Linked DNA regions of Homo sapiens: region 2 is linked to region 1. Evidence: read pairs that join two places in POLR2A ChIA-PET (ENCODE). Cell type or tissue: OCI-LY7. All regions are shown on one strand.

What was found. ChIA-PET counts read pairs that join two places held together with the same protein. Peaks named below come from ENCODE experiments on the same cell type or tissue, not always from the same donor. Only the 100,000 strongest peaks of a DNase experiment are listed, where the experiment ranks them.
Region 2: POLR2A ChIA-PET joins it to region 1 with 6 read pairs; 2 of 35 experiments call an interaction of 5 or more read pairs at or near these places.

The regions. Positions count from the first base shown.
Region 1 is chr13:41,490,750-41,495,749 of GRCh38, reverse strand. No RefSeq gene overlaps it. Among named protein-coding and RNA genes, the nearest start is that of RGCC, 36 kb to the right of the region's middle. In OCI-LY7, no CTCF peak of the experiment used is centred here; DNase peaks (open chromatin) are centred at 2,679, 2,936 and 3,209; H3K4me3 peaks cover 1,429 bases; H3K27ac peaks cover 3,415 bases.
Region 2 is chr13:41,628,886-41,633,885 of GRCh38, reverse strand. The region is part of intron 37 of VWA8 (von Willebrand factor A domain containing 8); the gene reads left to right. Among named protein-coding and RNA genes, the nearest start is that of MIR5006, 63 kb to the right of the region's middle. In OCI-LY7, no CTCF peak of the experiment used is centred here; no DNase peak of the experiment used is centred here.

The sequences.
Region 1 (5,000 bases):
ACATAAGCCAGGTGTCTATCATCTTAGGAGAAATAAGGTAGTGATTGTCTAGTGCGGAATCTTAATTATCAGGAGAAAATGCTAATCTGGCCTTTCAGATCATGTTAATGCATCTATCTCTTTTTTTTTTCCAGGAGAAAAAAACAGTTTGCCTTTAAAAACAGGATTTAATACAGCAGGAGCTGAATTCTGGACCTAAAGATGAGGTGGGATTAAAAAAGGAAAATTCACATGCAGGAAAATTAACTAATTTGGTATCTCAGGATCACAAATTACTAACAATTGTGTGCAGTCTGGCTCAGCTTGAAAAACCTCCAGTGAGCAGCCTGCCAGAGAGGAGCAATCTCTTCACTTTCTCAATCCAGATTTTAAAGTGTTTAAAGGTTCCAGATTTTGTTTTCCCGTGTGCCTTAGGGCCCACAGGGCCGTGACCCTGATTTGTTTTGTAACCTCTGTGAGGGCCAGCTCTAATCTTAGCACAATGGGCTTCCTCGGATCAAGGTGACCTCCCTGCACTAATGTTTTTCTTGTCTGCATGCTCCTGGCTCCCTGGCCTCCCATCTTATATAACCTCTCTTATCTGTGCACACGTGCTTGGTAAGGGAACAGCCTTCTGGACACAACTAATCTCTCAATCGGTCCTAGGTCCCCTTGAGATTATGGTGGCAGATTATATTTTGGGTTTGTGGAGCTATTTTCCCCATGGCACATTCACATCTCTGATTTCACCTTCCTGAAACGTTTTTGTTTGAGAGATGCAATGTTTCATCACTTAATCCTTTGGCCCCAGCCTCAGTTTTCTTGTCTCTGAAATGAGGCAGCTTAACTAGAGTGAGCTTTTTTGGATCAGCCCATTGGAGGCAGCATTGGTATCAGACACCAACAGCTCTCATCTTTGGAAGATGTGCTGCCAACTTACCTTCCAGGATCCTGAACTCCATTCTGCTTTAAGTTTGCTTTCCTTCAAGTCTACTTACCTCCCAGAAAACTCCCAAAAAACCCATCCTGTTTCCCAAATTCCTCTCTACTGCCCAAGTTATCCCAGGAACTTACTCTACACTCGTGCTTTCCTAAGAAGCAGGAGGCCCTCCCTCAGAATCCCCTCTGACAGTGGGTAATTCTGCTGCGCCCTTCCCCACCTAGGGCTCTCAGGGCCTCCTTCCTGTAGCTCCAGGCCTCACCTTCAAGATACCCTCAAGGGAAGGGTCACATTCTGGTCCTGCCCCTCCCAGACCTGATCTTGGCTGGGTGGGGGCTTCCTTTGGCTCCGAAGCCACAGCCAAGCCCTGACTCTTCTGGTTCCAGAACAGGCTTTGGCTCTGGGCCTAAGACAGCAGGTCACACACCTCCCAGGAGCCCAAGGGAATGGGCCCTTCCCATGTGCTGCATGAAACCCCAGTTAGGAACATAATCCTGTTCTGTAATGTCGACAAGCAAGGGCGAGCTTCCAGAGGCCGTCGTGCTGTTGCCAGCAGGACAGTCTGGTGAGTTGTTCAACACGAGATCATCTGGGGGCCCTGCCTTCTCCTATAGGTCTGCCAATCAAGACCAATGTCTTTGTCTTCTGTTCCCTCTAATTCATCACACACACACACACACAGGCACACGTGTGCACACACAGACACACACACACATGCATGTGCCCACAGTGTGCTAGCACAATGCCCTCAATGCGGCTTGGAAGACGGGGCTGACTTAGAGTCTTTGAGTTCCAAGAAAAGGTATTGATACAGTGTTAAGATCAGGGTTAGCCTTTTCCTCTACTGCCATTTGGGGTACCTGAAGTTCCACCATTAGATACTCATTCCTTTTGGCCTCAAAGTTCTCGCAGTCTTCAGAGGCCCCTGCTCCCCAAGTTAGTTATAAGTAGCTGCGGAAGGGGCTGTCATGGGCCTCCGGCACCAGTGTTGGCTCTGGATTAATTTATCAGATGCTTTGGTAGAGTGGAAACAAAGTCCTGGAGAATGGAAAGCAAAAAAGGCCTGCATGACGAGGCTGACCAGGCGAGGGGACAAGGCCAAGATGTATCCCACAGACACTGTGTCGTGGCCAGCCTACCTGGGCTGTGGAAGGGGTGGGAGTTTTCTCATTCATTCAATGGACATGGACTGAGTGCTTACTATGTACCAGGCACCATGCTCGCTGCCAGAGATGTGGTGGCAAGCCACAAGGCTCCTGTCTTTGTGGGGCTTATGGTCCAGTTACAGGAGGGTAGGGAGACATTAACCAAAACATCACACTACTGAACATGCCATTGCAAACCAAGATGAGTGCACTGAAGGAAGGTTCTACAAGAACACAGCACCAACAAACAATCTAGACGGATCTGGAAGACTCTGAGAAAGTGATGCTTGAGCTGATCCTAAAGAAGTAGAATTAACTAGAAAAACCGAGCAGAGTGGACATTCCAGGCAGAGGGAACTGAGTGTGCAAAGGCCCTGCAATGGAGCCACCTAACGCTGCCATTGTGGATAGTCATACTCCTTAACCTTCAGTAGACCCTGAACTTGAAGGAAAATGTTCCCTTCTAAAAATGTGTTTCCCTTTCCCTTTCCCTTCCATTCACCCCAGCACTTGATACCAAGCCATGAAGAGAAGGTGAGTTGTGCAGGAGAAAGCCTTAAAAAAAAACAAAACTTGCAGACAGCAGCTATGACAGCCGTTTCCTGTTTGGTGTCTGTCACTGCAAACCTTCTTAGTCAAATAAATTAACACAGGAAGGCATTTTGGAGAAGTACGTGCTTCTTGCACATACTGAAAATTCAAGAAAAATTCCATCTATTTTTCAGAGAAGAGCTGGCAGTCTGAGGATAAGGCCAGAGCCCACCAACTGTATGAACTGAACAGACCCCAGGCCATTTAGTCCGATTAACTTGGAGGAATCTGAGGCCCAGAGAGGGGAAGGGATCCAGTTCACAGCAGGACTGGGGCTTTCACCCTCTCTCCTGCCCCTTTGCCCAGTGTTTTTTCTCTGCCTTCCTCGCTGTGATTGCATTAGGCCAGATTTGCCACTTTCTTCTATCAGACAAGGAATAATGGGGCTAGAACTGCCCTCTGCAGCCACTGTAGGCAAAGCTTAATTTTACCTTGGGTACAGGAGCCCAATGTCCTTGTGGTATGAAAAGGAGGAGGAGGAGTGCCAGACACTTTTTCTTTTCTATATTTGATCATTGCAATGACCCTAGGAGACAGTGACTCACACCTACACTTTACAAATGAGGAAACAGAGCCTCTGAGAGGTTAAAGAGCTTGCTCAAGGTCACCCAGCTACTACAAGGCAGAGCTGGGATTTGAACCCTGTCTAGCCTGAAAGCTCATACTTTCTCCTCCTTTCCTCAGCCCAGACCCAGGGGGATGTTCCCATGGAGAAGCCTCCTCAGGATTCCCAACCTTGACTAATTGCCAATGGCCGCCCTTCTACTGCTCCTCATTTCAGACATGCCTCTCACATGTGGAACATGCAATGTAGCCTACCTCTGTCATGATCCCCCAGGGAAAAGGTATTCATTGGTTCTTCTGTCCCATTCTGGAGGCTGGCTGGTGTATAAATATTTGGGCTGGCACTAGAGCCTCTTACTCTTGGGTGTGTGCAGTATTTGTCATTTTGTTTTGCTCTAACTGTTCCTCCCTGAAATTAGAACAGAGAATTTCCAAACTCAAAAACATACCAGCTTTGCATGCACAATATTCTACCAGCTTCCCATATACAATATCCAGTCTCGTTCTGTTCCAGAAAAGCCCACTAGCTGACACTCTCCAAATAATAATCAGGCAGTTTGCAAGGCCATGGTCTCAGCACTCAGATCTTGGAGGAAGGGGAGTGCAATAGACCCCGCTGACTTGAGGTTACCTATAAAAGCATTTCCCAAGGCATGTTCCAAGGAACACTAATGACTCTGGATTATTGGTAGCTTTTTCATCAACAAACAAAACAAAAACCAAAAACAGACCAAATCTCTTAGCTGCAGGATTTCTCAAAGCCTTCAATATGCTGTGGCAGAGATAACTAGTTGTTCTCCAATAGTCATTCTCTTCCTCTTTCTTTAATAATAAAACTCTTAAATTTTAGCTGAACACATATATGCCAGCTAGATGCTTTTTCCTGGCCTCCCTTTCAGCTGGGAATGAGGATGTAAGATCTGAATAAGGGGATGTGAGCAGAAGTGAGGTGTCTCTTCTAGTCATGTTGTTTAAAGAAATAAGCCTATGTTTGACTTGCCATTTCTCCTTTCTGCTGGCTGGGATGTAAATGTGATGACAAGAGCAGGAGCAGCCACTTTGGACCAGAAAGCCACCTACTCAGCCTTGTACTAATCATCTCTGGATTGTTAGAAAGAAACTTCCATCTTGTTTGAGCCACTGTATCTTGGGGTCTTTGATCCAGAACTTAGACTGGCCCCTAAGTAATATAAGCACTAATATGCATAATGAATCTCCAAGTGGAGCCTATAGCATGCAGCATTTCTCAAGCACATATGACCTTAACAGCAATTTTTGCAAAACGAGTTAGGACTGTTCTCCTTGAAACATATCTTGGGAAACTCTGAAAATACTTTTTTCAACATTCCCAGAACTCCAAACTGTGACTGAGTCCACAGCCCATTTGCCCTTAAGTCATTATCCAAAAGAAGCTTATGGAGTACAAACTACCCGCGCCCCCTCCCCCACTCCACACACACACACACACACACACACACACACACACACACACACTCTCTCTCTCTCTCTCTCTCTCTCACACACACACACTTATGTAAAGAGATCCATTTCTTTTCCCAAAACCACTGACTTTCTCTTCACAACAAGCCACAAAGCTTCACACCTTACACTTCTGACTTGGGGAGTCCAGATCCCAGGAGCTCGTGAAGAAACAGCAGCCAAACACAGTTAGATCTTCCATTCCAGAAGAGACTAATAATAAAAGTTACAGTGAAAATGAACAGCTGCTGGTGCCATGATGAAAAAAAAATTGCCCAAAGCAGATACAGGTTCCCAAGCAT
Region 2 (5,000 bases), 140 kb before region 1:
AATTTCAAGGTATAAGTGGGAAACAAACAGATTTACATGGTTAAAGAAAATGGAGAACTAACACAAAGGAGGAAATGACCAACCCGCCTATGTTCGATTGTAGAAACCCCTGATTAATTACAGTCATTATGTGAATTGTTTGTGTGTTTCTGATTACCATGCAGCTCAGTATCAGTGATATATAATGTAAATATATATCAGATCAGCTGTGCCCTAAATTTAATTAGAAAGCTTTACCAACCGATATTTAGTATTCTTAATTTGTCGCTCACATCGTAAGAGCCTTCACAACCTAAAATTAAAAGAATGTTTCAAAAAGTGAATTCCAATGGTATTCTTTTCTCCTACCCCAAAGTTCCTGCTTTCTTTCTAACTTGCCCCCATAAGTTCCAGGAGAGCAGTTATCAGGCTTCCCTATGTTATTGGTGGCTTATATACCACTGCGGTCATTCTGTGGCTTTGACACAGCCGCAGTGGCAATGGCCATGCAGTCATTCATTTAGTCACTAGATATTTCCTGAGCTTCTGTGATGTACCAAGACTGTGCCTGGTGCTGAAGATGTTAGGAAGAATAAGATTCAGTCCCTTCCCTCCAGATGTTTACACCTAGAATCCATACCAGCTTATATATCTAGCCACATCTTCCTACATACCCCATACCACTGATTCATTGCAATGCTATTTATCCCTGAAATATTTCTTCAAAAAATGTATATGTGTGGATGTATATATACATATGCACATACATAAATGTACTATCATAAAAGAGTACATTACGATTACTTCATGTGTCAAGTTTTCCCATGCTCCAAGTGCTGTTTCATACTCTGTATCGGAGCCAGCGCAGCAACCTGGAAGGTTCCCTCACACAGTAAGCCTCAAAGCCCAAAACCACAAATGCCCTTAGCTACGGAGTGATGTGTTACCCGCTCCTGAGTTGTGTGTGTGCAGTGCAGATTGCTTATTTCTCTGTGGCCTTTCCTTATGTTATTATTTTGTATTCTTACAAATAGTTTTGAACCATAGTGACTGTCAAAAAGTATGTAAGTGATAGTGCCCGGCCTGCTGGAAGCAAAGGAAGATTGTTATTATTGGGTGTTCCAACATATGTTTCACAGGAACTCCAGGTGCCTTGAGGAAATGGTTGGAAAAACTCAGGGTAAACATCAGTAGGCAGTGGATTCATAAGCATTATTGTGGCCTAAGATGGTAAACCAACAGTTGTAGGAAGCATCCTGGAAGAAATGATAGGTAACAGTATAATGTGACTTGTAGTAACAAAGAAAATGGAAAAAGCAGCAGCCAAGATTTGATGCTAGAAATACCTCTCCAGAGGGACTATAGCATTGTAACCTGTCCATCACTAATTCAGCTAGCATCCCTGTCTTCAGAAAAGAATTCCTCATGCTAAATTCTTTTGCATGTAGGTGCTTCCAAGAATCTTTAGGATCTGGGTCATATTAAATCCCCCTTTTGCTTCTACCTACAGTCATGGTAATAATGGCTTGTCTACCTACCCTCCCTTTTCCCGGTACCCTTAACACCTCAGAGAATTCTGTTGGGATGGAAAACAGAATAGCTTTTAAAAATGCCAAACAGATTTGATATTTTGAGAAAAGCACAGTGCTTCAGTATGAGATTGAAGTCACCAGGCCAAGAAATGCCATGAGAGATCATTGAGCTTTAATAATGAAGTACGTGGCATTAAATGTCTTTTGCCAGGACCACCTTTTATATACCAAAACCAAAGCATCTGCATACTATTTGCTGTAGTCAAGGTTGTTATGCTTTGCTAACTTCTTCCTTGGCTATGGAGGTCTGATGGCTGGGCTTTAATTTACCATAGTATTGAATGTTAACCTTTTGAAGGCTCTTAAAAGAGGCAAAAATAGAAAGGGTAGACTCTGTGAAGACCTGACAGCTTGCCCTACCCATGCTGTCTCTCAATCTAATTAGCGGTTGTTCTTGTGTGAGTGTTAATACTGAGTGTGAGTCTGTGAGGAGGCAGCAGGAAGGGTGCATTTCCATGCAGTAAACCAGTGCTGTGCCAATTGTTTGCAATTTTTCAACATTTGTTTTTGACACTCACCTACACACAATGATAACATTTGGTTTCCCTTAAAGGTTTGTTTATAAGTATAGCATCTTAATCCGTGAATCATCCTCTTGACTTCATCATTCTGCATTCCATATTCCCAGATTTTCCAAAAATCTTCTTCATCTTTCATTCCTACTTGAATTTAAATAGAAGAGAATGAATAAATAAGGTACTCTAAGTAAAATGAGCAGTTGCTTTGGATGAGTTCTACGAGCCTATAATTTTATTTTGGACAGCCTTTCAAACAACTCTGTTTGGACCAGGAAGTAAGAAGAGAGGTCATCACCTATAGACTCAGAGGCTATGACAGGGAGTCCATGTAAGGCCCAGTGAGGAGCTCGGCCTGAAACTAACTGAGCTGAGACCTTGGTAGGGGTCAAAGTCAAGCTGAGGGTGAAGCAGGATCAGGATTTAAGAATAACCCGGAGCTAACAGGGTTTCCTGCCCCTGTTAGAAGATGGCTCTCTAAGCCAGGCACAGTGACTCATGCCTGTAAGCACAGCACTCTGGGAGGCTTAGGTGGGAGGATCGCTTGAGCCCAAAGGTTCAAGACCAGCCTGGCCAACACGGTGAAACCCCAGCTCTACAAAAAATACAAAAATTAGCTAGGTGTGGTAGCGTGTGCCTGTAATCCCAGCTACTTGGGAAACTGAGGTGGGAGGATCACCTGAGCCTGGGAAGTTGACGCTGCAGTGAGCCATGATCGCACCACTGCACTCCAGCCTGAGTGACAGAGTGAGACTCTGTCTCAAAAAATAAAGAAGAAGATGGCTCTCTGCTGACCAGTGGCCCCACTGTGTGCCAATTATGGGCTGGCAGGCAGAGCTGGAAAGAGTCCCATCAGGCACTCAGATGACACTTTACTGTGGAAAAGATTGTATGCAGATTAAATTCTTAGTTTCCTGTTACTGAGCAGACTCCCATGCTTGCATTCAATACATATTTATTTAGCACCTCTTATGTACAAGGCTATATGTATATGCCACTGTTAACAACTACTACATCAGTTAATAAAAGGTAAAGTAAAATATTAATAAACTTTTTTTTCTCCTTTTATCCCAAGTCTGTAAAATATATAAAGTTTTGCTCATTTTCACTAGACTGGGTGTTTTTGTTGCACGATAATAGCACTTACGGAAGAAGGTCATTCCAGTGAGAAAGTTCTTTGTCAGAGATTTTGTAAACTCAGAAAAATAATAAAGATGCCTATAGGGATGTGTTTCAGAACATCTAGATAGAAGGGGAGGGGGAGTGGCTTTGGTTATAGTTTCAAATGTTTTTAAATGTTTATCAAGCATATCACTTGTGCTAGAAATCAAAATATTCTTAAGCCTCTACGAGTGTTCAAGCAGAAAGAAGAAGGAGGGTGAGACTGATTTGGGTTGGTATAGAGAGATGGAGGGTGAGACTGAGTTGGGTTGGTGTGGAGAGGTGGAGGGTGAGACTGAGTTGGGTTGGTATAGGGAGGTTGGCAAAAGGGTCCAGCTCACAGTCAACAAGGAGGGGCTGATGGTTGATTTGAAAAGGAAAGAAACCCTTTCTATGCCAGAAGACAGGACTTCTGCAAGACAAACCATGGACCATTCATTCTCCTTCTCACCTGTATTATCACAAGTCGCCCTAATAGGCATTTGTCTTTAGGACCAGGGAATAGGCCTCATATGCTCCCAACCCACTACCTCTGCCTCCTTACTGATTCTCAAACTTTCTAACAAAGAAAACAAGGCTTTATTTTTCAGTTACTTATAAAGGCACTTAAAATAGAAATGCCCACTGAGGTTAATTATTTAGTATGAATGAATATCAGCTACAGTATAATTTGTAGCTATGAGTGACCAAAAGTCAGATGCTTTTCTGCTTTTTAAGGGTGTTGAGGGATTAAAGAGGGCAGAGGGTCATTGAGTATTTGAAGGCAAATATTACCACCAAGCCAAGGAAGAACTGAAGATAAATTGCATACTTAATGGCTTTGCCAGAGGTTGAAGTTGAAACACATAGAAGCTACCTGTGCAATAAAGGTATTTTTGTCATGTGTTATCATTGTAGAACATACTGGTTATTAATGAAAACTGGGTGGTGGTCAGCCCTTTTTGTTGTTGTTATTTAGCCAGCTGACTTCATGTGAAAAAACATCATTCCTAGGGAAATATTATGTGACTTTCATTGTATATATCTATGAAAGAAATTTCTTTTTTCAGGCTGCTGTACACTTTTATTACAGTATTGAGAACATAATTATGATTTATTAATGTTAGCATACCAGGTTAGGGCAGTTGTTTTCTTGGCATGTTTAGAACTAGAAAATCAGGAAATAATTTTTATTGATCTCATAACAAGCATAAGAATATAAAGCTGAAAAACTGGCCACTTGTAATTAAGCTGCTCTGTTCCCTCTAATTTTTAGAGCACAATACAATGTTATAGCTCTTTACTTTTTTTTCCTTCCATATTTTATTTTAGGTTCAGAGGGTACATGTGCAGGTTTGTTACATGGGTAAGTTGTATGTCACTGGGATTTGGTGTACAAATGATTTTGTCACCAAGGTAGTGAGCATAGTAGAGATCTTTCACCTCCCTGGTTAATGATATTCCTAGGTATTTTACTCTTTTTGTGGCTATTGTGAATGGGATTGCATAGTAGGTAGTTTTTCAGTCTTCATCTCCTAACCTCCACCCTCAGTTGGCCCTGGTGTTTGTTGTCCCCCCGTTTTTTTGTTTGTTTGTTTGCTTGTTTTTGTTTTTTGTTTTGAGATGGAGTCTCGCTCTGTCGCCAGACTGGAGTGCAGTGGTGCGATCATGGCTCATTGCAACCTCCACCTCCTGGGTTCAAGTGATTCTCCTCCCTCAGCCTCCCGAGTAGCTGGGACTACAGGCGCACACCACCACACCCAGCTAATTTTTG